Regions from separate parts of the Homo sapiens genome. Here region 2 is linked to region 1. A link is an interaction called in ENCODE POLR2A ChIA-PET data of the cell type or tissue named here. Cell type or tissue: A673. All regions are shown on one strand. Each heading gives the region's core, and the rest is flanking DNA. Links, peaks and the distances in the headings are about the cores only.

Evidence for each region. ChIA-PET counts read pairs that join two places held together with the same protein. Peaks named below come from ENCODE experiments on the same cell type or tissue, not always from the same donor. Only the 100,000 strongest peaks of a DNase experiment are listed, where the experiment ranks them.
Region 2: POLR2A ChIA-PET joins it to region 1 with 12 read pairs; 8 of 35 experiments call an interaction of 5 or more read pairs at or near these places.

What each region holds. Positions count from the first base shown.
Region 1 is chr19:46,981,884-46,997,999 of GRCh38, reverse strand. ARHGAP35 (Rho GTPase activating protein 35) reads right to left here. Exons shown (of 7, transcript NM_004491.5): 4 at 9,934-10,011; 5 at 8,325-8,456. Among named protein-coding and RNA genes, the nearest start is that of NPAS1, 30 kb to the left of the region's middle. In A673, for the core only: a CTCF peak has its summit at 6,643 (motif pointing right); a DNase peak (open chromatin) is centred at 6,549; H3K4me3 peaks cover 347 bases; H3K27ac peaks cover 2,229 bases.
Region 2 is chr19:46,886,115-46,902,230 of GRCh38, reverse strand. The region is part of intron 1 of ARHGAP35 (Rho GTPase activating protein 35); the gene reads right to left. Among named protein-coding and RNA genes, the nearest start is that of ARHGAP35, 33 kb to the right of the region's middle. RefSeq lists a silencer at 9,157-9,236. In A673, for the core only: no CTCF peak of the experiment used is centred there; a DNase peak (open chromatin) is centred at 8,090; H3K27ac peaks cover 2,297 bases.

The DNA.
Region 1 (16,116 bases), core at 5,390-7,889:
CTCCCAAGTAGCTGGGATTACAGGTGCCCGCCACCACGCCGGCTAATTTTTTCGTATTTTTAGTAGAGACGGGGTTTCACCGTGTTAGCTAGGATGGTCTCGATCTCCTGACCTCGTGATCCACCCACCTGAGCCTCCCAAAGTGCTGGGATTACAGGCGTGAGTCACCGCGCCCAGCCCTGAAGCAAGCATTCTTTGGGAAACCCATAGCTTCCTAGTCACCTTGCAGCAGGTGACGTACCCAGAGGGTCAGAGTTGGGGGAGTTGCACAAGCACCCTGGTGAGAGTGAGACTTGGAAGAGCAGACAGAATGCCAATGACGGGCACGCTGAGCAGGGAGGAAGGTCCTGTGGTGGTCTGGAGTCCAGATCCTGACTCAGATGGCCCTGGTACAAATCCGGCCTCTCGCGTCAACCGTGTCACCTTGGGCAAGTGACACCTTAGGGTGAGTCTCCTTGTCTGTAAAAGGGGCTGTGGACAGTGCCTCCTTCATTCGGTGACACCTGGCAATTAAATGAAGAGTTCACAGCTGGACACAAAATAAGGGCACCTGGGAGCCAGTCTACTCGCAGGAGCCTGTGGGGAAGGGAGGCCGCAGGGCTGGAAGGGACAGAGCTCCAGGAGCTCTCCCGGGCAGCCTAATGAGGAGGAATGAAACCTGGCAAATCTGTGGCCTTGAGAGTGTGACTTGATAAGAGCAGTGTCTTGGTAACATCTGTCTATCAGAAATGACTAAAAAAGTCCTGGGAGCTAGTTATTGGGCTATGAGCAGCTTCATCTCTCTGAATCCAAGGTTTATTTTAAGGGTTCCACCTCAAGGGCACTTTCTTTTTTTCTTTTTTTGAAATGGAGTCTCGCTCTGTTGCCCAGGCTGGAGTGCAGTGGCGTGATCTCAGCTCACTGCAACCTCTGCCTCCCAGGTTTAAGCGATTCTCCTGCCTCAGCCTCCCAAGTAGCTGGGATTACAGGTGCCCACCACCACGCCTGCTAATTTTTGTATTTTTACTAGAGACGGGGTTTCATCACGTTGTCCAGGCTGGTCTGGAACTCCTGACCTCAGGTGATCCACCCGCCTCGGCCTCCCAAAATGCTGGGATTACAGGCGTGAGCCACCGCACCCGGCCATGGGCACACTCTTTTCTACGACCTTGAGTCTTCAAACAATTCATTGTCATTTTACAATAAAATGTTTACATAAACAAAGTAAACTGCTGTAGGGAGGACAGAAGACCGTATTAGAAAACACAAGCAGCATGTGTGTGGTGTAAAGCTTCACTTAATAAAATCGTCATGCCCCCTTCCAGCTGCTAGCTTGGCACAGGAGGACACAGGTCTCTCCGTAGGTGCCTGCACGACCCAAACACAGCTGTGTTTGTCTTAATTAGGCATCGAGTGGTAGCACCTTTACATAAGAGCTGGGTCTCATCCCGTCCTCTGGCTGGAGGCAGGAAACGGGGCTGGCAAAGCCTAGGTCTGCCAGAGATGCCTGCTCTCCTTCCTATCTGATGAGTAGCAAGGCGGGTGGTTTTGTTTCTTCTTCAGGGGGTGGGGAGGGGCAGGGGTGGGAGTTACAAAGCCTGCATTGATAATAATTTAGGGGCCGGGCGCGGTGGCTCAGGCCTGTAATCCCAGCACTTGGGAGGCTGAGGTGGGTGGATCACTTGAAGTCAGGGGTTTGAGACCAGCCTGGCCAACATGCCAAACCCCATCTCTACTAAAAATACAAAAATTAGCCAGGTCTGGTGGCGTGTGCCTATAATCCCAGCTATTTGGGAGGCTGAGGCAGAAGGATCACTTGAACTTGGGAGATGGAGGTTGCAGTGAGCCAAGATCGTGCCACTGTGCTCCAGCCTGGGTGACAGAGCAAGACTCCATCTCAAAAAGAAAAAAAATAAATTTAGGGGCTGCCCCCTAGAATCCCAGCCTCCTTCTGCATATGCACCTCAGCCGAACGCCTAGTGAGGAGCGGGTGGCCAGTCTCCTCGCCTGCTCCCCTCCCCACTGGCTGCCTGGTCCAGGTGCTCCTGAGTACTGAGCAGCACTAGGAGCTCGCTGGGCAGAGGTCAAGGAGGGCGAGAGGCCCTTCTGCTCAAGTCTGGCCCACACTAAAAGCAAGGTCGACCTTGTGAACATCCTTTGACTCAGCCCCATTCACCTCTTTCCTTAAGCAAAGCTTGCCCTCACCCCTCTAGGGCCTCTCTGGGGAGGGACCTACTCTAGGCTCCAGCTGCAGCCTCTTCACATGGCAAAGGCACCAGTAGCTGCTTAGGTTTGGGTGCTGCCCAAGTGCTGGCAGGACAGCTTCACAGTGCTCTGTGCATGGCCCTGACCGCAGACCCGAGTGGAAGGTGGGGCTGGGCGTTACCCATATGGTGGCTGAGAAACCCACTCCAGAGGCCAAGAGAAGGCCACAAGGCTGGTGATGGCAAAGGTGGATGGGACCCAGGCCTGTCTCCCAGCTTAGCCCATCTGCTCTGGGTCCCCGCCTCCCTGCACGCGGCAGAGCCCTCTCTGACTGTAGTAATCCTCTGACAGGACAGGGGATGGGGGGCCTCCAGGGTGCTGGCTTCACCAGCTAGGACACTTTTTTTCTTTTTGTGAGATGGAGTCTCACTGTATTGCCCAGGCTGGAGTGCAGTGGCACGATCTCGGCTCACTGCAACCTCCACCTCCCAGATTCAAGCAATTCTCCTGCCTCAGCCTCCTGAGTAGCTGGGATTACAGGCCCAGCTAATTTTTGTATTTTTAGTAGAGACGGGGTTTCACCGTGTTGGTCAGGCTGGTCTCGAACTCCTGACCTCATGATCTGCCCGCCTTGGCCTCCCAAAGTGCTGGGATTACAGGTATGAGCCACTGTACCCAGTCACACTGTACCCAGCCTTTTTTCTATACCCACCCTCCCCTGACTCAGGACTGGGGGAGGCACCAGCAGTGTCTGTGCCCTGTGTGGCATTTTCAGCTGCCCTGGTTGGAACCAGGCACAGGTCCCTCAACAGTCCTCAGCGAGGGAGGAGGTGACTCTGACCCAGAGGCAGGTGAGCATGAGAAGGGCTGGGCTGAGCACGTGGGGATGGGTGAGGTTGTGTGGTGACAGCGCCCCATTCTTGCCTTGTCAGACAATGCGAATTCTTTCATTCTCGGATTTGGGAGGCCCCTCCTCCTTGGGTCATTTGTTCATCCGCAGTGGGTGGGAGGAGCAGATATTTACGGGGACCCGCTCCTGCCTGGGTACTATTTTACACACTGGGGATGCAGTAGGGGACAAAAACCAAATTCCCTGCCGCTTACGGTCTAGTGGAAAGAGGGGAAAGGACCCAGTGGGTGCCTCTCTAGTCTAGGAGCTCTGGGCCGGCTCCTCGAGGCCTTCCTGGCCCTGCCTCTGTTTCCCCTCCTGACCACCATCCTCATCCCCGGCGAGTTCACGGCGCCTCTGGCTGGCTGCTACTTGCTGAGCACGGTGCTGACTGGGCTATCCCGCTCCAACCTGGGCCTGGGTGTGGTCAAGCACAGACTCCCGAGGCTCCAAGCCAGAGGCCTGGGGAACAAGCTGGTGGCCAAGAGCCAGCCCAGCCCGTGCACCCTGGACACCTTCTACCCTATGGTGCTGCCGAAGGCTGGGGCCACAGTCTGTGTGGACCTGGTCACAGGGCAGCGGCACACTCAGGGCAGCCACTCACCATCTTCAGTGGAGCCCTGCTGTACAGGGACCCCCAGCTTCAATAGGTAGCCCGCCCGGCCAGGTGTCTACACTGGCCAAAGAAACAGCAGGGGCAATGGGCTCCCTGGTGTCCCTACTGGGACAGGGCCGTCAGGGCACCCAGCCCTGGGTGAGCTGCTGCAACCCGGACCCGCCATGGTACAGGTGCCCAGGGTGGCTTCTCCCCACACCTGGCGTGTGCTGGTTTGTGGATTCCCAGGTCCGCTCGTCCAGACTTTTGGTGTAACCTCCACCCCCTTCAGAGTCCCCTCAGGACCCAGACTGTGGAGGGCCCGATCCTCACATCCTCTGCTCCCTCAGCCTGCCCTTTGGGAGTCAAGACACTTAGTTTTTTCTAACAACAACAACAACAACAAACAACCCATCCTGCTCCAGTGTGTGGTCAGGGGTAGACAGGAGTCCAGGGGCGTGGGCCGGGAGAGAAGGTGGCCTATGGAGGAGACCCCAGCCTCCACACTGCGCTCACCCCTTTGCTTGGCTTGGCTCCAGGTGGCTCTGCTCTTGCTCAGGGGGCGTGGGCTGGGAGCTGCACCTCTTCCTGGGACATCATACTTTTGAACTTAGGGGCCATCGACTGAGACAACAAGAAACGTCCAAGGGAGGCATTTTTGGGCCAGTTGAACCAAGACAGCCTGGACACAGATCCAGCAATTTAGTACAATAGAGACCCCAAGAACTCAGGAGGGAGGGGAGGGGACAGACAGAGGGCACAGGGACCTTACCGATTAGCTTCCCATACCTCTTACAAAACAGACACACCAGGCCTCACAAAGCCAGAATACCGGTCCAAGGTCAAACAAAGTGGCGGCAGAGACCCTGTTCCCAAAGAACACTCCTGCCCTGGCTGTGCTGCGCCACTTGCCATCACTGGCAGCCAGGCTGCCAACCAAGCTCTAGGCCTGGGTCTGCTGCTGCCAGCTCGGTGCCTGGAGGAAAGTCCCTGCTGGCCGCCGCTGACCATCTGCACGCCTGCATCGCCAGGAAAGGGAAAGCCCGGCTCAAGGTCACAGCCCTTCAGTGATCACGCAGGCTCGTCCGGCGTCGGCTCTCCCCGCCCCAGGTGGTAAACAACTCCAAGGCCAAGACCTCACTCTGCAGGGCTCAGGATGGAGAATCCAAGCTGTCCTTCCCCTGGAGACACGGCTTTGCAATCACCTGTTGAATGTCCTGTCCCACCAGACTGAGCCTGGGACCACATATGTGTGTGCCCACTGCCATCTGTCCCTGTCCACACGGGGCCTGGCTAGCTGTGAAATTAATGACCCCGTACGTGGGTGTGAGAAGCACCCCCGTGCCCTCGGGCAGCTATGTGGACAGATCAAAGGAAGGCAGGATCCCAGAACCAGTAACGTCCCAAGGCAGCTGGTGAACAAGAGCCCAGAGAGCAGCAGGGCCGTCCCCTGGTAACCTAGGCTGCACTGTTATCTCTAGCCCCAACAGTCTCATCTGTCAAATGGAAAGGCCGAGACAATGAGCTGGCATCCTGAACCATGTTCGGGTCACACATCCCCTTCAACAATGTGATGAAAATGACTGGTCTCTCCTTAAATTAAAAAGACTGAATTTTGTGAGCTATTACAGGGAGTTAATGCGGACCCTGGAGCCACAGGTCCTTTGGTCCTGACCCTCTGGCTTGAGACGGAGCCAGCTCTAGCACCCCTTCCAGCACAAAAGCCATAGGACAGGGCCTGTGGACACCAGCTGGACGGGGTCGACTCCAGATAGGCAGGGAGGAGGGAGTCACAGAGACGGGGAGAAACCAGGCAAGAGCGACTCTTGAAGGTGGGGGTGGGCTACAGGTAGGAGACAGAACAGGCAGCGCAAGCCTTTTCTTCTGCCTCCTGAAACCCTGGCCCATCTCCCCTGTGAAGCCCTCTTCCTCGCGCCTTCCTTGCTGGGGTTTGTGCACTTCAAGCTCAGCTTTGCTCTGTCTTCAGAGAACTTCATTTGCACCCACGTACGCAGGGACTCAAGCCCCGGCTTGCCACTCCCTAGCGGTGTGACCCTGGGCAGGCTGTATCACCTCTGAGAAGCTGTTTCCTTCTCTGTAAAATGGAGATGTATTATAATACCATCTTCCTCAAAGGAAGATCAGTGGTGGGAATCAAGTGCCTCGTGGAGAGCCGGGCCCAGCCTAGGCAGGCACACAGGCCATGGGCGGTGCGGTTGCTGCTGCTGTTCATTTCTGAATCTCCCACGTGTCACCTTGAGTGTGGGAGGAAAATAACTGGCAAATAATCACAAACGTCTCTATTTTGCGAGTACATTTTCAGCAGTGTTCAATATTGTGAAATTCTGGAGCTAACAAAACCATTTGCTAGTGACCTTGATATTTGTTGTGATGGGATTTGAAACTGGTTCCAAGGCCTGAACATATAGAGACACAATTGCTCTCAGGGATTAAGTAGAAAGAACTGGTCAAGTTGATGTAGCCATGGAAACCCCAGCCAGTCTGGGAAGAGCTACTTTGGGGCACAATCATCTTTTTTCCATAATATCCCTTAACACTACTAACTTTTGCACTGCCTGGTATCTGCGGCTCAGTTGAACCTGGCCCTGCAACATCCACAGCCCAGCTTTTCAGTCAACTGCTATGGCCGGGAGAGGTGCCATGTCAGCAAGATCTTCTCCTCTCCCACCCGCTTCGGTCAGGTTCAAGACAACGGAGCCCCCGCTGAGTACCGTCGGGGACAGGAAACACACAATGGGAAGAGGAAGTGGGAAACCTCCACCCTTTCCCAGGCTGCTGCAGTAGCAGCGGCCAGAAGCCACCTCCTGAGCAGTGGAAGCTGGGTGAGAGCTGCTGTGGGAAGGGTGGCTGATTCCCTATCAATAGCACCTCCCGTTCCTGCCGGCCCCACAACCCTACACAAAAAGGTGCTGTGTCAGCAGTTCCCGCAGAAACAATGGGGTTCTGCCGGGTGGCAGGATTTCACGCACCTCTAGATGGCGCCAAGTCAAGACAAATGCAGACAGGAATTCCCGGCTTCCAGCAAACTGGGTATCAGTCTACGCCTTCCTCTTTTCCTAACTTCCACTGTGAGACAAGCTTCCGTGGAAAGAAAGCTGGCTCCAGAATAGAGATTTCCCATGCGACTTCACATCTGTGCCTGCCTGGAGCCTGCTGGAGAAGTGACTGCTGGGAAAGCCTCTATCTTCAGACAGCAGGATCAGGGGAGAAGCCTGCAACTGTCCCCACCCACTAACTCCCCTGGAGAAACCCTGACTCCCGTCTTCAGAAAGCAGGCTACTCTATGACCCTCCCAGGAGTACCACGCTCTCCTGCCCCATCCCTGTGGGCTTAGATAGGGTCAGGAGCTGTGAACAATTCCAGTCAGCTAAGAGAGTGTGGACAGAATAAGGTGAAGGTGGCATCCAGATTGTGAAAACAGACACCATAGGAAGTGCAGACCCTGGAAGGATGAGCTTGGAGGCCCCGCAGCCCTGTCACTATTGAGGCTCTGACAGTTCAGGGGTGGGCTTCTTGCACACCTGTCTCCTTCAGATGCTACTAAGAGTCAGTGACCCAGGACTCGGGGCCATGCTGATCCATCACCTCCCTCAAATTTCTGCCTACACCATCAGGCTTGTGAATAAATTGTGCTTGTTTAAAGCTCCCTCTTTAGAGGTGGGCAGTGACAAGATGAGACTAATGTCTTGCCCCTGAGGAACACGTCTCCTTTCCTCTTCCCCACCCTCTGGTTGCTGGATCACAGGTGGCTGTGATCTCTGGGCAGCTAGCAGAGACACTCCCTTCTGCAGCTGCACAGCAAGGGCTGCTGCTGGGTCTTGGCCTGCCAGAGGCACAAAGCAGGAAGGCTGCTGATGACTTAAAAGGTAGTGAGGGCCACATGGTGGGACGCTCTGAGAGGTCAGGCATCCTCTGTGGTACTACACAAAGTCCAGGGAAAGGCTGGCCAGTGAGAAGGCTCGCCCATCTGGACAAACACCTCTACAGAGAGGCAGGCTGGGGCAGGAACAACTGATGAGGCAAGGTGGCATGGCACACAGGATACCATTAAAACCAGAGGTGCTAATTTGCTACAGCATCAAATGATTACTTGGCCAGGGCCACTGGAGTCATCTCTTTCCCTCCAGAGGCCGGCTTCCTAAGAGGCTGTAGGACCCTAGACCCATGTTAACTTCATTACATGAGAGGTAGGAGAAGACAGGTAAGAAGAGGGGAAAGAAAAATAAGACCTACTATTAAATAGGCTATTCACAGCCTCACTTCTAGGCCTTTCCGAATAGAATTTCATCCGCAGGAGTAGGGATGGTAACAACGGCAGGACACAAGGGGCAGGGAAGGTTAAGTCGGCCACAAGCGAAGGAGCCAAGTCTGACACCGAAACCATGCTCTTAACTAATGAGAGTTTGGGGGAAACCTGCAACTCTCTTGGTGTAACCCTCAGATAAGCACCTAAGGTCTACAAGGGCAGGAGCCCGATTTGCAAGTCCCATTGCTGTCATCTGGTTAATTCCCTTGCCCTCTGTCCTTCAAACCTCAGCTCTAACAGCCAGCATCCATTCTGAGGGCAGGACCTATTCTTCCAGTGCCAAGCCCTTTCTCCCTCAATCCGCCCAACACTGGGCTGCCGGTACTCACTGTGTGCTTCCACCAAGTCGATCTGCATGTTATACGGGACCAGGGGGTCAGGCAGTTCTGAGAAAAAGCTCTTCATGGCACCAGCCACGGTATTCACCGTAAAGTCTTTCTCTGCCAGGTCCAGGTTGTGGTCTGAAAGGAAGTCAGGAGAGTGAGGCCAAACCATTCTAAGCCAGGCAGAAGCATCAGGACAACTCGGGGCTCAGGAGAGGCTAGAGAAACCTCAAGGAGCCAGAGACGGCCTCAGGACTGGCAAGGATTGGAGGGGTGGGACTTGTGAGCGCTAACGCGAGTTCTGAGGTTCAGGCATGGGCTGGCCCCAGCACCTCTTTCCGAGACTGCTGAACTGCCCCTTCTACCACTCTCGGGGCAGGGGTGCTACCCCCACATGCTGGTTTTTGGTGCCAGGAGCTTGCCTTCATCTGGCTTTGATATGCTGTTGCCTCTTCCTTACTCCCTTCCCATCACAGAAGAAGGAGGCGGCTTTCCTAAAGGGTGGCTCGCTTTCCAGGTAGGTCACAAAGATGTTAGCAACCACTGTGACTGCTGCCTCCATCCTTGTCCCCTATGGTGGGAGGGCAAATAGGCTCATTTTTTCTCTCTCTGGCCCTTCCCAGCCACAGGCACCGCTGACCCATGTCATGCTTTCCTTCTCATTGCATACATACTTCAGTGCGTTCCTGATGACGAAGAAATCTCTACAGATGGACAGTACCAGGTTCCACTATGGGGGAGGTAAGCTGGTACAGGATCTCCCATATATACAAATGCATCCCACACTGGGGGCTCTACCCTCACTTTGGCCTCGTGTCTCCCACAGATTAGCAGGCGTTTCCCTGTCCTGCGGTCCCCTCTGCCTGCTGCCGGCCAGCTGAGCCCGACTGCGGTGCTGCAAGGCGCAAGGGCCGCCCACCTGGGAAGTGGGTGTGGTGTCCACTCTGGGTGGTGCCTCCTGCCCTGGCTGCTGATAGATGGGAATGTGCCCTGCTCTGGTGCTTTTGCTTCTGGCACTGGGGGACGTGGCTTCTCATCCCACAGTGTGGGCAATTCCAAGAGGTAGTTTGGCTGCCTGACTTTAGGCCTCTTGAAGCTGGCTCAGCTTAGGAGAAGGGAGTCCCTGCCAAGAGCTATGTAACTTGGGTCTCTGTCCCAAGGGCTCAGCTCCTCACACGATGGTCCCTCACTTTCTCTGGTGCTGGGACTTTGTGAGGAGGGTAGATCTGAGGCCCTGGCAAAACAGGATCACATCTCAACCCGACTTGTATATCATGTGCCTGCAACTAGCTCTGCATGGGAAAACAGGCAAAGCTCTTCAGTGTGGTGAGGGAGGCATGTGCCCGGGCAACCTGGAAGAGCATCTGTGAGTGGCAGTGTGGGGAGTGGCCTACATGACCCAGCTTGGGCAGGGATGGTGCTTCGGTTCACTGACAGGACCCGGTCCCCTCCTCCCCGCTGCAGCCACACATGGTCTCTTTCTCAGTCTCAGCACCTCGTGGCTTTGGGTCTGTGCTGGCAGGAGTGCTCCGAAGCCCCACAGACAGTTCACCGAGGCAGCTGTGTCTGCCTTGACCAGCTCTGGCCTCGGATGCCTGGCCAGGCTGCACTTTACCTTGATCAAACTGTCTCTGCAGACTCTCCATCTCAGACTTGTTCCCGCTGACCCGGTAGATGCCTTCCGTGCTCAGTCCTGAGGAGAAACAGGCAGGGTCTTAGGAGCAGGAACTGGAGAGCAGAGAATGAGGAGGGCTGGGCTCGAAGACAAGGAGAAAGCCAGGGAAAGTCCATGAGGTGCCCACCACAAGAGAGGAGCAGGCCTCAGCACACTCTCGTTTGATTTTTCTAGATGCTTCAACCCATCTGACCTCCATTTTCTTTTTCACTTAAAAATTTTAAAGTATTTGTTTTTTGGTAAAAATGGAAAGACTATAGAAGCACAGCAGCTAAAGATAACTTCTGTTCATATTTTGATGTATACTCTTGAGTTTTTCATTTTCATTTAAAAAACAGAGGTAGTATATATTTTAACCCAATTACTTTCACTTACAAAGTATGTTGTGAATTTATTTTAATCACTTCAAGTTCTTATTCTTTTACATGATTTTAAAGACACCAAAGTATATGATCACTGTAAGAATAGTCATGCTGTTAATCATACAGGGTTGGCTGGGAGCGGTGGCTCACGCCTGTAATCCCAGCACTTTGGAAGGCTGAGGCAGGAGGATCACTTGAGGTCAGGAGTTCGAGACCAGCCTGGCCAACATAGTGAAACCCCATCTCTACTAAAAATACAAAATCAGCTGGGTGTGGTGGTGCGCGCCTGTAATCTAAGCTACTTGGGAGGCTGAGGCAGGAGAATTGCTTGAACCCAGGAAGCGGAGGTTGCAGTGAGCTGAGATTGCGTCACTGCACTCCAGCCTGGGTGACAGGTGAGACTCTCTCAAAAAAAAAAAAAAAAAAGAAAAAAAAGAAAAAAAAAAGTGATACAGGGTTTTCCAAGTTTTTACTGTTAGAAAATTAACTTGCGCAGGGTGTGGTGGCTCACGCCTGTAATCCCAGCACTTGGCTCATGCTTGTAATCCCAGCACTTTGGGAGGTCGAGGTGGGTGGATAGCCTGAGGTCAGGAGTTCGAGACCAGCCTGACCAACATGGAGAAACCCCATCTCTACTAAAAGTACAAAATTAGGTGGGTGTGGTGGCACATGCCTATAATCCCAGCTACTCGGGAGGCTGAGGCAGAAGAATTGCTTGAACCCAGGAGGTGGAGGTTGTGGTGAGCCAAGATCGTGCCACTGCACTCCAGCCTGGGCAACAAGAGCAAAACTCTGTCTGAAAATAAATAAATAAATAAATAAAATTAACTCACAAGTATGTTTTTTTGACAACTAGTAAAAGCTTAACAGATTACTGGAAATAGGTATTTCTTACTTTGTGAATATCGTATTCATGTTCTTGTTAATTTTCCTAGTGTTCTTATTTTGAACTTGAGAAAGTCTATGAATATTAAGTAATTATATCAACGTTATATATGTTTACATTTTTCCTTTTTGTTATCTGTCTTCTAATTTTGTTTACTGAATTTGTTGAAGTATATAATTCAAAAATTTTAGGCTTTCAAGACCAGCCATTTCCTTTATGATGTCTTCCTTGGTTTTTATGCTTAGAATAGGTTTTTCCTATTCCTGTATCAGCTATTGTTTTTTTTCCTTCTAGTTCTTTTTATCAGTTAAAAAAATCATTTCATTCTGTGATCATTCTGGAACTTATTTGGTGTATAGTGTGATACAAGAAAAAAAGTAGTAAAAGTCAATTAAATACGTAAGTTAGAATAAAATATCAAGGGAAGGATGGGCTCCCACTCCCTCCCCATCCTACCGTGGGCAGAGGAGCACTGTTCAGCTTAGAGTGGATTCCAAGCTGTCTACTGAGTCCACTCACCCTGTCCTGGGAACGAAGTCCACTGTGAGCCATCAAGATCTCAAGGACTTTGTCGAAAGGACAGTGAAGTCACTGTGAAAACTGACATGGGGTCTCATGGCTAAAGCAACCCTGGGTCCCTTCTGAAGACTGGCTTTGAGCGACTCTGTCTTGCTGAAGGTGCACAGAGGAAGCACTGTGGGTGCTGCCCCTGGACAACAGAAACAGTGCCGACAGTAGAGAGCACCGGGCCCTGGAGTCAGTCAGGCTTCCGAGAGCCACGTGTTGGTTGTTATTGTCACTGCTACCTCTGGAGAGACAGCCATCAGGCAAGATAAAAGCAACTGGCCTGCCTGTTTTCTGGGGGTCCCAGACTTCTTGAGGCTTCAAGAACACTGGAGCAAGAGGCATCAATTCTCTGGCTTAAAAGCTGTTAATTGCACCAAGGCCCTTTCCCCGAGAGAAAAGGAGGTTAATGGACCAACCCCAGGGACATCCTACCAAGCAACGCCTAGTTACAAAGGAGCTGCCACTGCTGTACTCGCCTGGGAGAGTGCTGGCACTTTCCATATCAGAGTGGTCACACGCTGTGCACTGAGCTAGGTGCTTTGTCCCCATCCACCATTTGCTTGTTTATTAAATAAACGATGATGCCATTTAATCTCCCACACCTCATGGGAAGAGCTATTGGGTAGGTAGAGAATACACACATGAGGAAACTAAGATTCAGAAAGGTGAAGTCCTTGCCCCAGATCATAGCTGCTAAGAGGCAGAGTGGTCTGAGTCCGGGGACTCTGCCACTGTCCTGCCTCCTTAGTGTTCCAGAAGACACCTGGCTCAAGCTTCTGCTGCTTCCTATTAATCCACCAGGCTGGGGTACAGACCACAGCACCCCCGTTTCTCAGAAGCAGCACCACACTTGGGTGAAGCCCTCTGGCCTAAGCACCAGGGCAGCTTTTGAGATGGCACACCCGTACCCCCTGTGCTGTCGAGACCCTGCTCACCAGCACTAGTTAGTAATTTTTCCACTGACTCTTTTCTCAACTGCTCTCAAGACATATTTAAACTTCTACCTATTTCACATATGAGCAAGCCTTGGGTATGTGTCAGCAGGCTCAAGTCTTCATCTCCTAATTTGAAAAAAACAAATAAAACTAAATCTAAGTTATTTTCCCTTTCCCTGAATATCAGCCCTACATAATACAAAGAAAATGACAGGACAAATAGCACCAGTCTCAAGAGTCCGGAATAATGCAGCAATGTCACCGTTCCTGAGTCTCAGTGTAGAGAGGCAGTCTCCGAGCTGCAGAAGACCTGGCCAGCCGAGGGCCGCACATCACCTTCTGGTGACCCTGACCTTCAGCGGGACTGAGGACTGCTCTGCATTGCCTCATAATGGCCACCGGCCCCGGCATGAGAGGGCAGGAGACGAACTGCAAATTAGCGATCTGGCAATTATCAGTGGTGTGGACCTGCTGAAACTTCACTAGATGGATCGTCACACAAATGGAAGCACTGGAAAGCACGAGGCCGTACCAGAGCATCAATTAATCATCAACTTAGTACTTCCTGTCATCTGGGCACATGTTTATTTTACGCAATCCCATTTTAAAATAGCAACCCTGCTGCTGTCGTACACAATACCACGGCGTAATTTAGGAAAGGTAGCATTTGCTTGGCTAGTGCAATTTATCGTAACTACTAATTAGACATCAATTAAAAAAAGATTAAAAAAACTGAGAGCAGGCTGCAAACACCACCAAGGCTGCAGGGAGCTGGCAACCCAGGTGAGAAACAGGACGCTGGAAAGAGCACGGGCAGCTTGCCAAAGGCCTGAGACCACAGCAGGAAAAGGGCTGGGGTCCTGGAGCAGACCCCCTGGCAAAGATGCTGGATATTAAGGCATTTGTGTCTAGAACACCCCACTGTTCCTACATGGAAACACCCTAGGGGTGACTCTGGCCCACACCCGCCAGTGGCAGAAGGCAGAATTCTTACCAACAGTGACCTCCACCCACCATGTCTACTGCAGGCTCCCAAGTCCATCTGAGAAAGCCTCAACCTTAAACTCACAGGCATCCTTACCTACCAGAAATCTCCAAAGACCCATGTCACCAAAGCATAGCCTTGGCTGCAGGCCTTTTCTGTTTCTCTCCTTCTTTTTTAAAAGCCCTCCCTACTGGCTGCAATTATCTTCTATGTTTAAGTTAATCTTTGGAAATAGAACAAGAAAAAGCTCAGAACAGCCAAGATCACTATGTTCAAATATCTGAACAAGGCCATGTAGAAAAGTCTTGTTCCAATGGTTCTAGGGGACAGAGCTACAATCAAGAATGGGAATTACAAGGCTGGGTGCAGTGGCTCATGTCTGTAATCCCCGCACTTTGGGAGGCCGAGGCGGGCGAATCACGAGGTCAGGAGATCGAGTCCATCCTGGTTAACATTGTGAAACCCCGTCTCTACTAAAAATACAAAAAAAATTAGCCAGGCATGGTGGCGGGTGCCTGTAGTCCCAGCTACTCGGGAGGCTGAGGCAGGAGAATGGCGTGAACCTGGGAGGCGGAGCTTGCGGTGAGCTGAGATCGTGCCACTGCACTCCAGCCTGGGTGACAAAGCGAGACTCTGTCTCAAAAAAAAAAAAAAAAAAAAAAAAAGAATGGACATTACAGAATGGCAAATATTCTCTCAATATATAACTATTAACAGCCATAGCTGTTATTCATTGAAATAGACCAGAATTTTTGAATCTCCTCTCACCAGACAACCATCTGACTGGGGTACTGTTTAAAAAGATGAATACCTGGTCTAGGAAGCTAGCTAATAACAATAATGATAAGCCATTTATCAAATGCTTACTCTGTATGAGGCACACGGTGCTAAGTGCTTTCGTGCCTTTTCATAGCAGTTCTCACAATAACCCCTCCAGACTGGTGATTATTATCCCATTCTACAGACAGGAACGCTGAGACCAGGAGGTAAAGGAACATGTAGAGAATGAGTGAGTCGCACAGATGGGATTTGAATCCTACCTGAGTTCTTCTTCTATGATGCTCAAAATCACTATTTCTCAAGAGTGAGCATGCAGCAGAGTCACCTGGAGGGCCTGTTACGGTGCAGGTGCGGGGGCTCCAGCCACAGAGTTTTGGATTCAGTCAGTTTGGAGGGGAGCCCAAGAATTTTTTTTTTTTTTTTTTTTTTTTTTTTTTGTACACAAGGTCTTGCTTTGTCACTCAGGCTGGAGTGCAGTAGCACCATCTTGGCTCACTGTAGCCTCAACCTCCCAGGCTCAAGCGATCCTCTCACCTCAGCCTCCTGAGTAGCTGCGAGGGACTATAGGTGTGCACCACCACACCTGGCTAATTTTTAAATTTTTTTTTCGTAGAGATGGGGGTCTCACTTTGTTGCCCAGGTTGGTGTCAAACTCCTGGGCTCCAGCGATCCTCTTGCCATTGCCTCCCAAAATGCTGGGATTCTGGGTGTGGGCCATTGCGCCTGGCCTCAAAATCTGCATTTCTAATGCATTCCCAGATGATGCTGCTGCTGCTGGCCAGCGAACCACACTTGGAGAACTGCCATTCTAGAAGATGTGCCAGAGCTCTAAGGCTCCAGAGAAGTCTTAGTCAGAACTCTTGAATTCTATGATTCAATAAAATCAGGGGTAATATACCAGGCAAAATAGATACCACATACTTTAGGAACAAAGCACTTCCAAACAGCATGAAAACTGCTGCTTTTTATACGAAAACAAGCCCTTAGGCATTGCTTAATCTTTTTTTTTTTTTTTGAGACAAAGTCTCACTCTGTTGCCCAGGCTGGAGTGCAGTGGCTCAATCTCGGCTCACTGCAACCTCCGCCTCCTGGGTTCAAGCGATTCTCATGGCTCAGCCTCCCGAGTAGCTGGGATTACAGGCGCCTGCCACTGCACCTGGCCAAGTTTTGTATTTTTAGTAGAGATGGGGTTTTGCCATGTTGGCTAGACTGGTCTCAAACTTTTGAACTCAAGTGATCCGCCCGCCTTGGCCTCCCAAAGTGCTGGGATTACAGGCATGAGCCACCGCACCCGGCTCCTTTACACAGTTTTCAGTCTTGGTCTTCCACAAAAATACTTTGGCAGGGCAGGCGTGATGGTTCCCGCCTATAATCCCAGCACTTTGGGAGGCCAAGGCGGGAGGATTGCTTGAGCCCAGTTCGAGACCAACCTGGGCAAAACAGCAAGACTCCATCTCTACAAGAAATAAAAAATTAGCCAGGCATGGTGTCATGCTTGTAGTCTCAGCTACTTGGGAGGCTGAGGTGGGTGGATCATTTGAGCCTGGGAGGTTGAGGCTGCAGTGAGCCATGTCCATAACACTGCACTTCAGCTTGGGAGACAGAGTG
Region 2 (16,116 bases), core at 6,868-9,367, 97 kb after region 1:
CTACTTTGCCAACTAACATGTCAGGTGGCAGAAACATTCCCACCTATCACAGGCTACTCAACTTTAAAAAGCAAAGGTAAGTGAAAAGGCCTTCTTTAAGTAATCAAATCAGCTCAAATTCCTCCAGCAAAAAATCCTAGTACAAACAGACTCAAAAATGGCAAAATCAAAGTTTAAAAAGCCACTTACAGTGCCAACAAGTGATTCAGAAGAATTCTGAGAAAGGTAATATTAACATTTTAGTGGTAGAACACTTGGAGAGGAGCCAGGAAGCCTAGACTCTCTCCTGGCTAGGTCATTAAATCTTGCAGGGGGAGGGAAAGCATACACAGATAAAAACTAGTTAAATGGCATCTCACAGCCAAGCTATCTTGACAGCTCTCATCTGTCAGCAGGATCACTGGACAATGATGTTCTTCAAGGAGACAGGTAAGTCTCTAGGGGCTAATGATAACCTAAGTGCATGCAAGTATAATCAGAATGATAACAATCAATGCCTACCCTTGGAATGGGCACTCAAATTCAACAGCTGAGAAAGCCAACGTATCTGCTGCCAGGGAATCTAGATCGCCTGGATCCCCACAGCCTTACGCGTTCTTCACATGTATACTCTTGCTCTCCTAGAGCAGCAAGTTATCTTTTAAAGAACAGATTTGATCATTTTTTTTGTGTGAGACAGAGTCTAAGCTCTGTCACCCAGGCTGGAGTGCAGTGGCGCGATCTCGGCTCACTGCAACCTCTGCCTCCCGGGTTCAAGTGATTCTCCTGCTCCAGCCTTCCAAGTAGCTGGAACTACAGGCACGCGTCACCATGCCTAGCTAATTTTTGTATTTTTAGTGGAGATGGGGTGTCACCATGTTGGCCAGGCTGGTCTCGAACTCCTGACCTCAAGTGATCCACCTGCCTCGGCCTCCCGAAGTGCTGGGATTACAGGGGTGAGCCACTATGCCTGGCCTGCTCTTATATTAAACCCTCAAATTCTTATTCCCTATGTGATCTCATCTCCACCATTCTGCCTTTTTCTCACTAGCCACTGTAGCCTTCCTTGGGTTCCCTGGATGCCCTCATTTATTTATTCTCATTCGCCCATTCAATCATTCAATGAAAATTACTGAGCAAGCACCTACTACTGTGCCAGGCACTGTACTAGGCATGTGGATACAGCAATGAACAAAAGAGACAAAGATGCCTGCCTCATGGAACTTAAATTCTAGCAGAGGGAAACAGACAATTACAAAGCAAACTTAGGAGGGAAATAGAATGGGGAGAAAGCCCCGGCACGTGGTAGAGGAGTATGCACAGAGCTGAAAGGGATGGCCAGAGCAGGTCCCACTGAGCAGGAGGCGTGGGAGCAGCCATGAGGGAGGCAAGGGAGTTAAGAATCTGGGCATCTGGGGGACAGCATTCCAGGCAGCTGAACAGCAACTGCAAGGGCCCTAAGGCCGAGGAATGTTTTTTTTTTCTTTAATTTCTATTTCTCATTAAATTGTTAACTCCAAAAAGATGGGGATTTAATGTCTTATCTATTCTGCTCCTCATGTGACCTCAGCACCACACACACTGCTGGCTCAATAAATACCTCCTAAATGGAATTAATGAATTAGTGTCCAAAGAAAAAACCAAAAACCTGTCCACAAGTAATTTAAGTATTACCTCAAGTTATCAAGGCCCTGCAGAACTTGTTGCACAGGTTTCAAATTGGCTAATAAAGGCTGGGCATGGTGGCTCACGCCTGTAATCCCAACAGTTTGGGAGGCCAAGGTGGGCGGATCACTTGAGGCCACGAGTTCGAGACCAGCCTGGCCAACAGGGCAAAACTCCGTCTCTACTACAAATACAAAAATTACCCAGGTGTGGTGGCACATGCCTGTAATTCCAGCTACTTGGGAGGCTGAGGCAGAGAATCACTTAAACCTGGGAGGAGGAGGCTGCAGTGAGCCGAGATTGCACCACTGCACTCCAACTTGGGTGACAGAGTGAGACTCCATCTCAAAAAAAAAAAAAAAAACCCAAAAAACAAAAAACAAATTTATGAATAAAGTTTATGATCAAAGTGAATTTAATGCCACTTCAAGGAAGATCCTAACAATACCATGATGAGTCTAACTTATCAAGGCATTATCCCAGAGAAGTAAAAGCATAAAAAAGAGAGAACTAAGACCTTTTCAAGAGCATAAGGTAATCAACAAATTCAATTTATATAGAAAAATCAACAGAAAATCAGAATTCATTATTTATTCCAATTACTTGCCCCAAGCCATTGACAGGTACATCAGTTAAAAGCTTGTTTTGAATGAACTGTTTATCTCCAACTCCACTACCATAGCCTCAGTTCTTAAGACAGAAACAATTCATTCAAGACAACTTTGTCTTGAATGTACAGGTTTTTACCACAGTCCTCAAGCCCTTAAAGCTTGAGCTATCATAAGAGTTTCCTCATTGGTCTATCCCAGCTCAAATCACTGTGTAAAGTGCTATGGGTTAATCTTCTTCTTTTTTTTTTTGTTTTTGTTTTTGTTTTTGTTTTTTTTTGTACAGGGTCTCACTCTGTCACCCAGGCTGGAGTGTAGTGGCGCGATTATGGCTCACCACAGCCTCAACCTCCCAGGCTCAAGCGATCCTCCCGCTGCAGTTACCTGAGTAGCTGGGACTAGATGTGTGGGTGTGCTACCATGCCCGGCTAATTTTTGTATTTTTTTTGTAGAGACAAGGTTTCACCATGTTGGCCAGGCTGGTCTGGAACTCCTGGGCTCAAATGATTGCCAGCCTCAGCCTCCCAAAATGTTGGGATTACAGGCGTGAGCTACCACACCCAACATGGGTTAATTGTAAGACAGCTTTTACTACCACAATCTCAATCCAATTTGAACCCAACCTTATTTTCTACCTTCATTTCTAGCTATCCTTCAAAAAGAACTCTATGGTCCAGCTAAGCTATTCTCTGAACATGCCATGAGCATTCCTGCCTCCACACCACCACTCTGGCTATCCCCTTATCTGGAATGCCACTGTGCCTCTTCTCCACCTCTCTGAATGTTATCAGTGTAAAATAATGCCTTCTCTGCCCATCTCCGTTATGAGAAATGCATCACCCAAGCAATTACAGCATTCATTTGGTCAAACGCGCCCTTCTACATTCTCCTCCGTATCAGCAGAACTGAAAGCCTGCACACTACATTTCCCAGACTCCTTTGCCAGCTGGCTTCCACAGTTAGGTTTTCAAAGGCTGGAGATTGGTTGGCAAGTGGAAGGATAACACCACTTTTTTCCTGTTACTGCTCTGTCTTGGGGAGCAGCAGCAGCAGGAGCAGTGAACAACTATGGAAGAATGCAGGCAACTACACACACCGCAGGTTCCAGCACATCAGCGCAGTTTTGGCTTCTGGGTTCCTGGTGAACTGCAGCAATACAGCTCCAACAGCAGCAGCAGCAGCAGCAGCAGCAGCAGCAGCAGCTCATCTGTGCATGGAGGCTCCTGGGTTCTAGCCCACAGGCAGCTTTCTCATCTCTGGATAACAACCCTCTTCTGCATTTTGCTCCTCCCAAGCCTTTCCAGCACCTTTGTAATAAATCCCTTGCATTTAAGTCCCTTCCTGCTGGAACTATCTAGAGTGGTTTCTACTTTCCTGATTGGACAATAACTGATACAATAACAGAGAATGAGGAAATAAAAACAGCAATATTAACTAAGATGGAAAATGAAATATAAAATGACAAAGGAATGAGGACTAGCAATTTTAAAAAATATCCCAGAAAATGAAATTCCAGAAAATTTCTCCCTAGGTATATTCCAATTAATTTTTGAGTTCTAAAAATGAAGATGCTAGTTGGCTGTGTATTTAGTTGTTTTTCTTTTTAATTTTTTAGGAAAGTCAATAAGTATATTTTTTTGACTAAATCGAGTTTTTGTGGAATTGGGAGAATCCTTCCTTTATGTTTCCTCAGAACCTTACACACAGAGGGCACTTCTTTTTGTTTTTTTTTTTTTTTGAGACGGAGTCTCGCATTGTAGCCAGGCTGGAGTGCAGTGGCGCGATCTCGGCTCACTTCAACCTCTGCCTCCCAGGTTCAAGTGATTCTCCTGGCTCAGCCTCCCAAGTAGCTGGGATTACAGGCATGCGCCACCATGCCCGGCTAATTTTTGTATTTTTAGTAGAGACAGGGTTTCACCATGTTAGCCGAACTCCTGACCTCAGGTGATCCACCTACCTCGGCCTCCAAAAGTAGGCACTTCTTAGGTAACGTATCTGCCTGGTGACTGGTATAAGGCTTTGGAATTCACAGATTGGGAATGAAAACCATGTAAATGGTCACTCTAATTCTAAAAAGCAACTTGAAAACAAATCTCATCCAAAGCACTCAGCAAAGGATTCCAAAGCCCTTTCAGCCCTGAAATGTAGCCACTGGTGAGGGAAGGTGGAAGAAGTTCAACTGACACATGGGGCAGAGATTTTTGCCTCTTCCTTGTCAAAGCTCCCCTTGACCCTGTAAAGGCTGTTTCTAAGTTTCTGTAGGGCCTCTTTTTTTTTTTTTTTGGTTAAAGATCTAGCCTGAAAATCCCATTACAAAAACTGCCTAGAACACAGTTTACCTTTCTTGGAAAGATGAAGAACCAAGTTAATCCAGAATACACTCAAATCCCCTGGCTCTTGAAAGTCTCAGTTTTCAACCTGCTTGGAGATTGTTTAGACAAATCTCTAAGTCTTAACTAAAATTCATTTTCAGGTATTATATTAAGCCAAGATAAATAGAAAGTGTTGGAGGTCGTAAAAAAAAAAAAAAAGACAAAATAAACCCACTACCTTCAAGGGTTAACAACTACTAAAACTATACTTATGGCCCTTCATCACTGCATTTGCTAACCCAGCTTTCCATTAACAAAAAATGCCTCATGAAATGGACACCTTGGAGAAAATAAGTGCACCCCAATAAGTGCACAAAGCAGCTTGACTCTTGCTGATTTCCAGGATGACTGATGAAAATGGGCCATCAGTTGTTGTCATTTTCATACTTCCTTTGACAACATGCTGAAGGCTGGGCGCGATGGCTCACGCCTGTAACCCCAGCACTTTGGGAGGCTGAGGCGGGTGGATTGTTTGAGTTTAGGAGTTCAAGACCAGTCTGGCAACATGGCAAAACCCTATCTCTACCAAAAAAAAAAAAAAAAAAATTAGCCAGGTGTGGTGGCATGCGCTTGTAGTCCCAGCTACTTGGGAGGCTGAGGTGGGAGGATCCCTTGAGCCTGGGAGGCGGAGGTTGCAGTGAGCTAAGATCGCGCCAATGCACTCCAGACTGAGTGACAGAACAAGAAGCTGTCTCAAAAGAAAGAAAGAAAAAAAGACAACATGCCCAGTAGATAAATGCTTGAACATTTTTAGCTGGTCCATTATTACTTCTAAAAACCTTACCATAGGAAATCATGCCCTACAATCCATATTAAGCATTTCTCACAGTAACCCAACAGAGCAGCTACTATTATAATCCCCATTTTACAGATGAGAAAACAGGCTTGCAGAGGTCAAGAGACTCGTTCAAGATCACCCGGCTTAGTATGGCCCCAGCTGCCTGCCTCTGAGGCCCACACACGTGGCTTAACCCCAATACTGCACTGCTGCAAAGCCAGAATGGACAAAAACAGCTGCTGCACAGCGTGAGCTTTCTGGAGAAAACAGAAGCTACAACTGCTCTAATCCACTTGCTCTTTTACCAAAGCTCTCCACTGTGAGGGAAACAGTCTCTTATGTACCTAGATGCAAAACTTCATAATATATTTCCCACAATATTTTGTATATGTACCTTATGCTGCTCAAAGTACTATTACAAAACTTGCCTTCTTAGCTTTTATTTGAGACAGGGACTTGCTGTTGCCCAGGTTGGAGTGCAGGTGCAGTGGCGCAATAACCACTCACTGCAGCCTTGACCTCCCGGGCTCCGGTGATACACCTCAGCTGGGACTACAGGTGCACACCATCACGCCTGGCTAATTTTTTGTAGAAACAGGGTTTCACCATGTTGCCTAGGCTGGTCTGAACTCCTGAGTTCAAGTGATCCTCCCACCTAGGCCTCCCAAAGTGCTTGGGATTACAGGTGTGAGCCACTGTGCTGGGCTTCCTTATAGCTTTTTTTTTGAGACGGGGTTTCATTCTTGTCACCGAGGATGGAGTGCAGTGGCGCGATCTTGGCTCACTGAAACCTCTGCTTCCTGGGTTTAAGCGATTCTCCTGCCTCAGCCTCCCGAGTAGCTGGGACTACAGGCATGTGCCACTAAGCCCAGCCAATTACGTATTTTTAGTAGAGATGGGGTTTCACCATGTTGGCCAGGCTGGTCTCAAACTCTTGACCTCAGGAGATCCGCCTGCCTCAGCCTCCCAAAGTGCTGGGATTACAGGCATGAGCCACCGCACCTGGCCTTCCTCACAGATTTTTAAATCCACCCGGGAAGGGTAAGTATTCTCTTCATTTCACAGACAAGGGCATTGGGACCTGGAGACTAAATTATTTGCCCAAAGTCAGAGGATTCAATATGCTCTCTCCTCAATAGGATTACTGATATCACCCAAGCCTCACAGAAGAACAGAATTTCTGCCAGAGTTAACCATAAAGACCATTTCTAATTGATGGGAAATGGTCGCCTTTCAACTTCAGTAACTTGCAATTAAGGATATCATTTTACTTGCCTGAGCATTAAATTGTGAGAAAACACCAACGTGCACTTTTCTTAATTTCCCAAACCATAGAAGGGATAAGATGCTATAAGATTTTGCCCGGCTGGGCGCGGTGGCTCACGCCTGTAATCCCAGCACTTTGGGAGGCCGAGGCGGGTGGATCACGAGGTCAGGAGATCGAAGACTATCCTGGCTAACACGGTGAAACCCCGCCTCTACTAACAATACAAAAAAATTAGCCGGGCGTGGTGGTGAGCGCCTGTAGTCCCAGCTACTCGGGAGGCTGAAGCAGGAGAATGGCGTGAACCCGGGAGGTGGAGCTTGCAGTGAGCCGAGATCGCGCCACTGGACTCCAGCCTGGGTGACAGAGCGAGACTCCGTCTCAAAAAAAAAAAAAAAAGATTTTGCCCTTAAATTTCAGCTTTTTTCCCCCTCATCCAATTGCAAAAATTCATTTCTATTTACACAGAAAGTATACCTTTAAAAAAAAGTTACCAAAAAAATATGAAGCTCACTATTCTGGAAATACTCTTTCAAGGCTTCAGGAAAAGTACCTTTCCTACCAACTAGCAGTATTCACATAAATCCTAAGGGTCTGGCCCTCCTATAAGGATGATGATAAGTTAAATACTATGGGAAGAAAATCAGTCTCAAATTTAAAGGAATTAAAATGCCTGTAGTAAAAATCAGTGAGTAGGTGAAAATCTAGAAAATCTCTCTCTATTATCTCAATCTCAAGGACCATTACAAAACGGCAGAGTAAGACATGACATAGGAGACAGCAGAAAAAGATACATGGCTTTCCTTTCACTAAAAGTATGGCCGGGCGTGGTGGCTTGCACCTGTAATCCCAGCATTTTGGGAGGCTGAGGCGGGCAGATCACCTGAGGTCAGGAGTTCTAGACCAGCCTGGTCAACATGGTGAAATCCCATCTCCAATAAAAATACAAAAATTAGCTGGGTGTGGTGGCACATACCTGTAGTCCCAGCTACTCGAGAGGCTGAGGCAGGAGAATCGCTTGAACCCAGGAGGCAGAGGTTACAGTGAGCAGAGATCGTGCCACTGCACTCCAGCCTGGGCAACAGAGCGACTCCGTCTCCAAAAAAAAAAAAAAAAAAACCAAAAAACAGGATAGAGTGTAAACCAAAGTCAATTACATCTAAAGTTTTTCAAAGGAAAAAATAAAAACTGCTCCAAGGAATGAGTCATAAAGTGATATTTATAAATCAAGAATATCTTAGAAATTTCACATCATTGATCCACTCTCAAAAACTAACCTCAAGGTAAGAATCTCACTTCATCAAGTTATTTTTTCTAAGTTCACCAGATCTAAAGAAAGCTTGACTTTGTCCATGAGCTTCCAAGTAGTGTGGAAAATAATTTTCCTTGAAATCCACAGGCAAGGGATTGCATCCTAATTGCATCATTTGCTCTTTGTTTTGAGGATACTGGAGATAATTCTAAGGACAAGGGAGAGAGTTGTGCTTAAAAATACTCAGCCTAATCACAAAATGGAACCACTTCAAGAACAACTGCACCCTGAATTTATGGTAAAAAAAAATCCCAAATCAGTAGAGAAGTTTGGTTTTTCCCTGACAAGCAGCCTTCACCAATATAAAGTTGTATTTAAGAATAATGGCAGAGACAGTTTGAAATCTTAAAAAAAAAAAAAAAAAAAGAGAAAGAACGAACGAACGAACTTATGTTAAGGCAGAAACAAAATATCCAAAATATCCATAAATAAATGGACTTCCCCCCCAATACATTTTTCACTGGTGAAGATGATATTACAAACCTACATCCCAATCTAGCTAAAGGATCACTTATTGAAAGATTTAAGTCCCCAAATCTACCTAAACCCTGGGATCATTAGTTCATACTCCTATTGGTACAATTCAATTTTAAACTTTTAAAAAACCTAAGTCAAAACCAAGGGGGGCAAAACCAAGGGGGGAGAGAAGTATTCATAATAAACAAGGTAAGTGTGTTTTATAATCTTTAAAGTGCTTTCTCATTTGATCCTCAAAACAATCCCAAGCAGAAGTTGGTGCCCATTCTTCAGATGACAGAATCACAGCATTTTAAGGCTAGAAAGGACTAACTTCCCACCCAATGCTTCCCACTAGAAAAGAAGGGGTCTTGTCTGGTGGCAACCTACTATATTCCCAGGACCTAGAGTAGTACCTGGTATACGGTAGATGCTCATCAACATCACCTCTATTATATGTTCAAAAAGTCCAACCCGAACAGTTTTTGAAGGTGTTAACTCCAGTCCAGAAGTGATATGACCTGGCCAAGACCTTATGGCTGGCTACCTGTTCCCCACACTCCTGCTTCCTAACTCAGGGCAGGCTCCTCCCCCTATTCAGGTTGTCAGTGAAACTCTAAGGGTTTCCCAAGCTCCCCCGCAGAATTCACTGGTATCTGAAAATTTTAATTTATAGCCTTCTCCCTTACACAGGTGTTTGTTTCCTTCATATGTATCACTCTTCACTTAGTTCCACAACCCTTTATTTAGCACCTACCATGTGCAAAGGACCATGACGGTGAAGGATCCGAAGATGAGAGTCAGTGCTCTCCAGGGAGTTATAAGCTGATGAGAACTCTAAAAGGCAACACCAGGAAGCTCTGATGCATGGAGAACTGGACTTACAAATGTTGGGAGAAGAGATACTCTAGGCAGAGGGACCTCATGAACATACAAAGCCTGAACACAGTGTTCAGGAAAAAGCAAGTGGTCCGGCCTGATTGCAAGGTACAGTGCAGAGACGCCCCAACTCAGAATCAACCTATGGAAAGAACTATGAGGACAAGCAGCTAACAATTATTTAGGTGGTTTCTTACTTCTTACTTCCTCCTGATACCACTTTCCTTTATACTTGTCCCACCTACTCCTGGCAGAAAAAAAAAAAAAAAAAGCAGCCAACAAAAACTTCTGAATATTCTCCCTGTATCTTCATTACATACTTCGTACTTTAGAAAATTGCTCTCAGTAATATCTTATTATAATGGACAATTTCAGGATCAAAGGTACCAACTGTGGCTCCATACCCACCCAACAGGTCCATTAACCAATTTTTTTTTTTTTTTTTTTTTGAGACAGGGTTTCACTGTTACCCAGGCTGGAGTACAGTGGCGTGATCATGGCTCACTACAGCCTAGACTTCCCTCCAGTGATCCTCCCACCTCAACCTCCCAAGTAGCTAGGACTACAGGTGTGTGCCAGCACACCTGGCTTTTTTTTTTTCTTTTTTTTTTTTTTGAGACAAAGTCTCGCTCTGTCGCCCAGGCTAGGTGCAGTGGTGCGATCTCGGCTCACTGCAACCTTTGCCTCCCGGGTTCAAGTGATTCTCCTACCTCAGTCTCCCAAGTAGCTTGGATTACAACAGGCATGCCACCAGGCCTGGCTAATTTTTCTTTTTTTTTTTTTTTTTTTTTTTTAGTAGAGACAGGGTTTCACTACGTTGGCCAGGCTGGTCTCGAACTCCTGACCTCAGTGATCTGCCTGCCTCGGCCTTCCAAAGTGCTGGGATTACGGTTGTGAGTCACTGTGCCCGGCCAACACCTGGCTAATTTTTGTATTTTCGGTAAAGACAGGATTTCATCACGTTGCCCAGGCTGGTCTCGAACTCCTGAACTCAAGCAATCTGCCTGCCTCGGCTTCCCAAAGTGGTGGGATTAAGGCGTGAGCCATCGCGCCTGGCCAGTTAACCAATTCTTAATCTTTTGGCAGTTAAGAATCCCTTTGACAATCTGATAAAAACTTGAACACTTTCTCCCAGAAAATAGAATGGACTTACACAAAAAATTCAGGAACCCTGGATTAAGAACCTTTGCCCTGGCCGGGCACAGTGGCTCATGCCTGTAATCCCAGCACTTTGGGAGGCTCAGGCGGGCAGATCACGATGTCAAGAGATTGAGACCATCCTGGCCAACATGGTGAAACTCCGTCTCTACTGAAAATACAAAAATTAGCTGGGCATGGTGGTGCTAGCCTGTAGTCCCAGCTACTTGGGAGGCTGAGGAAGGAGAATCGCTTGAACCCGGGAGGCGGAGGTTGCAGTGAGCCGAGATTGCACCACTGCACTCCAGCCTGGTTACAGAGCGAGACTCCATCTAAAAAAAAAAAACAAAAAAAAAAAACTTGCCCTAGCAAAAAGCCTAAGAAAAGTGGCCAAAAATGAGAGATTGAGCCACTGTTTCTAACTAGGAATTCCAAACTCCCCCATTCACATAAGTAGAATACTCCTTCTTCTGCACAACATAATAATTATCCTTAATGAATCAATAAAGTGAGGGAATTCCTCCATGGTTTATAATCCTCACCTGCTAGTAACAATACAACTTCCATTTATTGGGCTCTACTATGTGGCAGAAGTCCTGGAGGGCGGGTGATAGTTATATCCCCATTTTGTACATCAGAAAACCAAGGCTCAGAGGTATCAACTGACCTGGCCAAGGCTACCCAGATGGAAAGTGGCAGAGCTGGGTTTGGAACTCTGGTATTTTGATTTCCAAAGCCCAACTATCCTACCTCCCACCAGAGGGAAGCTTATTACCATACTGACTACTGGGAGACAGCAAAGAATATTGCCAAAGAGCCACAACCCAATCATTTCCATCTGCTCTTCTAGTAAGTAAACAGTCCAGTCCAAGGGTCCAGTCCAGTATTACACACCCTCTGGGCATCCAATAAATACCTCCTGAGTGACTAAGGGCAAACAGAACCGTATACTGTTGTCGACAGAAAAGTAGAGAAATAGAGTCAATAGTTTTTAAGTGAGTTCCATTTGAATACATGTGTCACAGCTACAGCCTCAGTCACTGTCGTGTTTCCAACTGTACCTCTCCAGTTTGGCAAAGGCCCCAAACACCTAATCTGTTACACCCTCTCATGCAAAGGTTTGCAACCCATCAATGAGCTAATGAGATGAATCAACAGTGAAATTTCAATGAAACATAGTCTAGATAACCTCTCCTGTGTTCCTGTTCTACCCTGTATATCCTCTATGACTTTGGCCATGACACTATATAATAGCTGTTCCCAGGAGACTAACAGCTACCATTTCTGAGCACTTACATGTGTATCACTAAAAGCCTCTAAGGGCCAGGATCTGGTCATTTCATCTCTCTATGACCACTGCCCAGCATGGGCCTCAGCATATAAATACATGACAAATGAATGAATACTTGCACCTAGAAATACAGTAATCATTATTTCAAATAGAAAGACATTTTTACTAAACAATGACAGAAAAGATGAAGATTTAAGAGCCATAATACCCAAGCTTCCAAAAAAGAAAGCTTACATACTCCTCCTTAGATGTTCAACAATAGAGTTCTTTGCATCAAGGACCCCTCCAAATAAGTATCAGGGAAAAATAAAAGGCAGGTCTCAATCTAGAACAGTAAAGTAAAACGGAGACAAAATGAGGCCATGGGGCTCAGTGTTACTCTAAGCCAGTGGTTGTAGTCTTTTTTGGGTCATGGATTCCTTTGAGAATTTGATGAAATCTACAAATTCTCTCTCTGCAGAAAATATACAGACCCCAAAATTCAGCATATACTCATTCTGAAAGCATCATAGACACCCCTGACCCAACCCCTTAAGGGTCTACAGAACCTCAAGTTCCTATAACCTTTGCTTAGAATCTGCACGTCTAGCCATGTCTCACTAGAGGCAACCCAAAACACTAACCATTTAGTTTTTCAGCGGTCACACTGTTAAAGAAAGCTGAAGCAATGGCTTTAGTACTTGTAATGTTTCACCACCCACCACAATGGCCTCTACTCTTTTTTTTTTTTTTTTTTTTTGAGACGGAGTCTCGCTCTGTCGCCCAGGCTGGAGTGCAGTGGCGGGATCTCGGCTCACTGCAAGCTCCGAATGGCCTCTACTCTTGTTTCCTGATTCATGTGGTTGAGCCACAGTAACACACTGTGGGGTGAGGATATTCTATTTTCCCCTACTAGAAAGTAAGAAATTCAAAAGCAGGAGCCATGTCTGATAGTGCTATGTATACCACCTAAGGCGGTGCACATTTTATATAATTAATCGCTGTTGATTGGTTTACTAAAGAACGGTTCTTTGTCTTTGTTTTTGTTTTTTTGAGATGGAGTTTCACTCGTCACCCAGGCTGGAGTGCAGTGGTGCGATCTTAGCTCACTGCAACCTCCACCTCCCAGGTTCAAGGGATTCTCCTGCCTCAGCCTCCTGAGTAGCTGGGACTACAGGCACACGCCACCACACCAACTTTTGTATTTTTAGTAGAGACAGGGTTTCACCATGTCGGCCAGGATGGTCTTGATCTACTGACCTCGTGAACTGCCCACCTCAGCCTCCCAAAGTGCTGGGATTACAGGTGTGAGCCACAGCGCCTGGCCATGCCTGGCTAATTTTTTGTATTTTTAGTAGAGACAGGGGTTTCATCATGTTGGCCAGGCTGGTCTCGAACTCCTGACCTTGGGTGATCCACCTGCCTCGGCCTCCCAAAGTGCAGGGGTTACAGGTGTGAGCCACCATGCCCAGTCCAAGAACAGGGTTTTTTGTTTTGCTTTGTTTTGTTTTGAGACGGAGTCTCGCTCTGCCACCCAGGCTGGAGTGCAGTGGCGTGATCTTGGCTCACTGCAACCTCCACCCCAGTGATTCTCCTGCCTCAGCCTCCTGAGTAGCTGGTACTACAGGCACGTGCCACCACCCCTGCCTAATTTTTTTTTTTTTTTTTTTTTTGTATTTTTAGTAGAGACAGAGTTTCACCGTGTTAGCCAGGATGGTCTCGATCTCCTGGCCTAGTGATCTGCCCGCCTCAGCCTCCCAAAGTGCTGGGATTACAGGCATAAGCCACCACACCCGGCCAAAGAACAGGTTTTAAACAACCTACACATTATCTTTTATGGTAAAATGAGCTGTAAATTCACATAGTACAGGAAAAGATAATGCTACATAACTAAGCAGATTTTAAAAAACAAAACATTTTCCTAAATTGGACCCCTGGGACCTTGAAATATAAGAATAAGCCTTACAAAATGTGCTTTCTCACCTTTATGGTGCTGAGTTTGTCTCCCTGGCAGGGATTTGGCCATCTACAGCATATATGCTGGTACAGAGCAAACCACAGCCACCGTTACCCAAGGGCATGAGGGAAGCTGCTGCCAGTGGAGCCTAAGAAGGTGTGAGCAGGAGCCTTACTTCTTGTTGTGGGGTGTGTGTGTGTGTGTGTGTGTGTGTGTGTGTATAAAATCAATATTTTATATATATATATATATATATATATATATATATATATATATATATATATATATATATTATTGATTGAGGCCGGGTGCGGTGGCTTACGCCTGTAACCCCAGCACTTTGGGAGGCCGAGGTGGGCGGATCACAAGGTCAGGAGATCGAGACCATCCTGGCTAACATGGTGAAACCCCGTCTCTACTAAAAATACAAAAAAATTAGCCAGGCGTGGTGGCGGGCGCCTGTAGTCCCAGCTACTCAGGAGGCTGAGGCAGGAGAATGGCATGAACCCAGGAGGCGGAGCTTGCAGTAAGCCGAGATCGTGCCACTGCACTCCAGCCTGGGCAACAGAGCAAGACTCCGTCTCAGAAAAAAAAAAAAAAGGCAAAGTACTAAGTACCAGCACAATGAGGGTTCCACTCAGCAGGCAAACTCAGACAAGACACTGACTTCTGTGGGTCAGGGAAGGCTTCCTGAAAAAAATAAAATCTAAGCCAGAGACCTAAAGAATGAAAAGGAATTAGTCAAGCTGCATTTTTTGTTTTTTAGGTGATCTTTATGTATTTTGTTTTTGGTTCGGTCGGGGAGGGTGTAGCAGGAGAATACCCCGATGAGAAGTGTATGAAACGGCCCAGAAGCATGGATTTTGGGGAGAGTTAGTCATTCCACATGGTTAGAGCACTGAGTTGAAGGAGGGAAGTGGGCAGATAAGCAGAACTTCTAGAGGCCCTTAGAGAGAAGCCCTACTTATGAACACACTCCCTTGGTGAAGTCACAGCCCTTGGAAGCTCTTGCTAGTCACAGCTTCTATTTCAATTTCTTACTCTGGAATAATTTTAGATATACAAAAAAGCTGCAGATGTTACAGAGTCCTCACATACCCTTCACCCAGCTTCCCCTAATGTTCACATAACCATGGTGTATTTGTCAAAACTAAGAAATTAGCACAAAAAACTAAACTACAGACTTTCAGATTTTACCAGTTTTTCTATTTATTGCCTTTTCTGTACCAGGATCCAATCCAAGATCCCACATTCCAGTTAATTCAAAGGCTTTTAAAAATTCCTTTCTTTACTTTGGAGCACCACGGTTTTATCATTTTCATCAGTTTCCATATATGCTCCCCCACCCCCCATCTTCACCAACCCACTGAGAAGGTAAATATATCCTTTCAGTAACGAGTAGAAGGTACCAAAACTGATGATGTGGAGTACAAACAACTGTTAGGGAGTCAAGAAAATTTAACAAACATGAGACGGATGTACACATGCATACATACACCCACACCAGTTACAAAATGAACCTGGCCTAAGATGCTGCTTCCACTATCAAAGAGAAAAGAAACTCAAAATTCAAGCAGACATGTTTCTGCTTTTTCAGTTTTGCTAGTAGTAAATCCTTTTTAATCTCTCTCTCTTTAAAGATCCCAACCAACCCAAGAAGTCAAGACAAAATCACCTGAACACTCAATCCATCCTTAAAATTCTAGCAAAATCATCTGGGATTTGGGAAGGGAGAAAACAGTGATTCATCCTCTTTCCCACATTTTCACTAAGGATTCTTAAGCATTAGGATAGAAATTCAATCATATCGCAACAATCATTATAAAGACACTTTTACCAGTATTAGTCATACTTCTTTCTGTTACATTTATAACCTGCATTCTAAGCCTCCTCCATCTCCTAAAACTCCCAAATCTACAACAACCTTGAGTAACGCCCGATCCCTAGAATCAAGGGTGAATCACTGTAATGATAATAAAAACTGGCAATTTATCCTACAGTTAAAAAATACAACTATTAACAACGGTTTTCCCTGGGAGGAAGACTTTAAGGAATACTTTAACTTTCCTTGTATTTCAGCTAGTGAAAGCATTTAACAAATACATAAAGAGCACAGCCCTATGTCAGAATTAGAAGTAGGAAAAAAAGAAAAGAAAAAAAAAACCTCCCTTACGGAGCATAGTCTAGATCTGCACTACTTTGGCCATTTAAAGTTAAACTAATAATAATAAAAATTTTAAATTTAGTTTCTCAGCCCCACTAGCTACATTTCAAGTAGCAACACGTGACTGGTGGTTACCATAATGAATAACACAGAAAGTTATATTAGACAAGGCTGATGTAAAAGAAGACCTGATGCTAATTCAACCTTGGAAACAGAGAGGAGGCATTTGAAATGAGCAGCATTAAGGCAAGCACTCCAGGACGGACGACGACAAC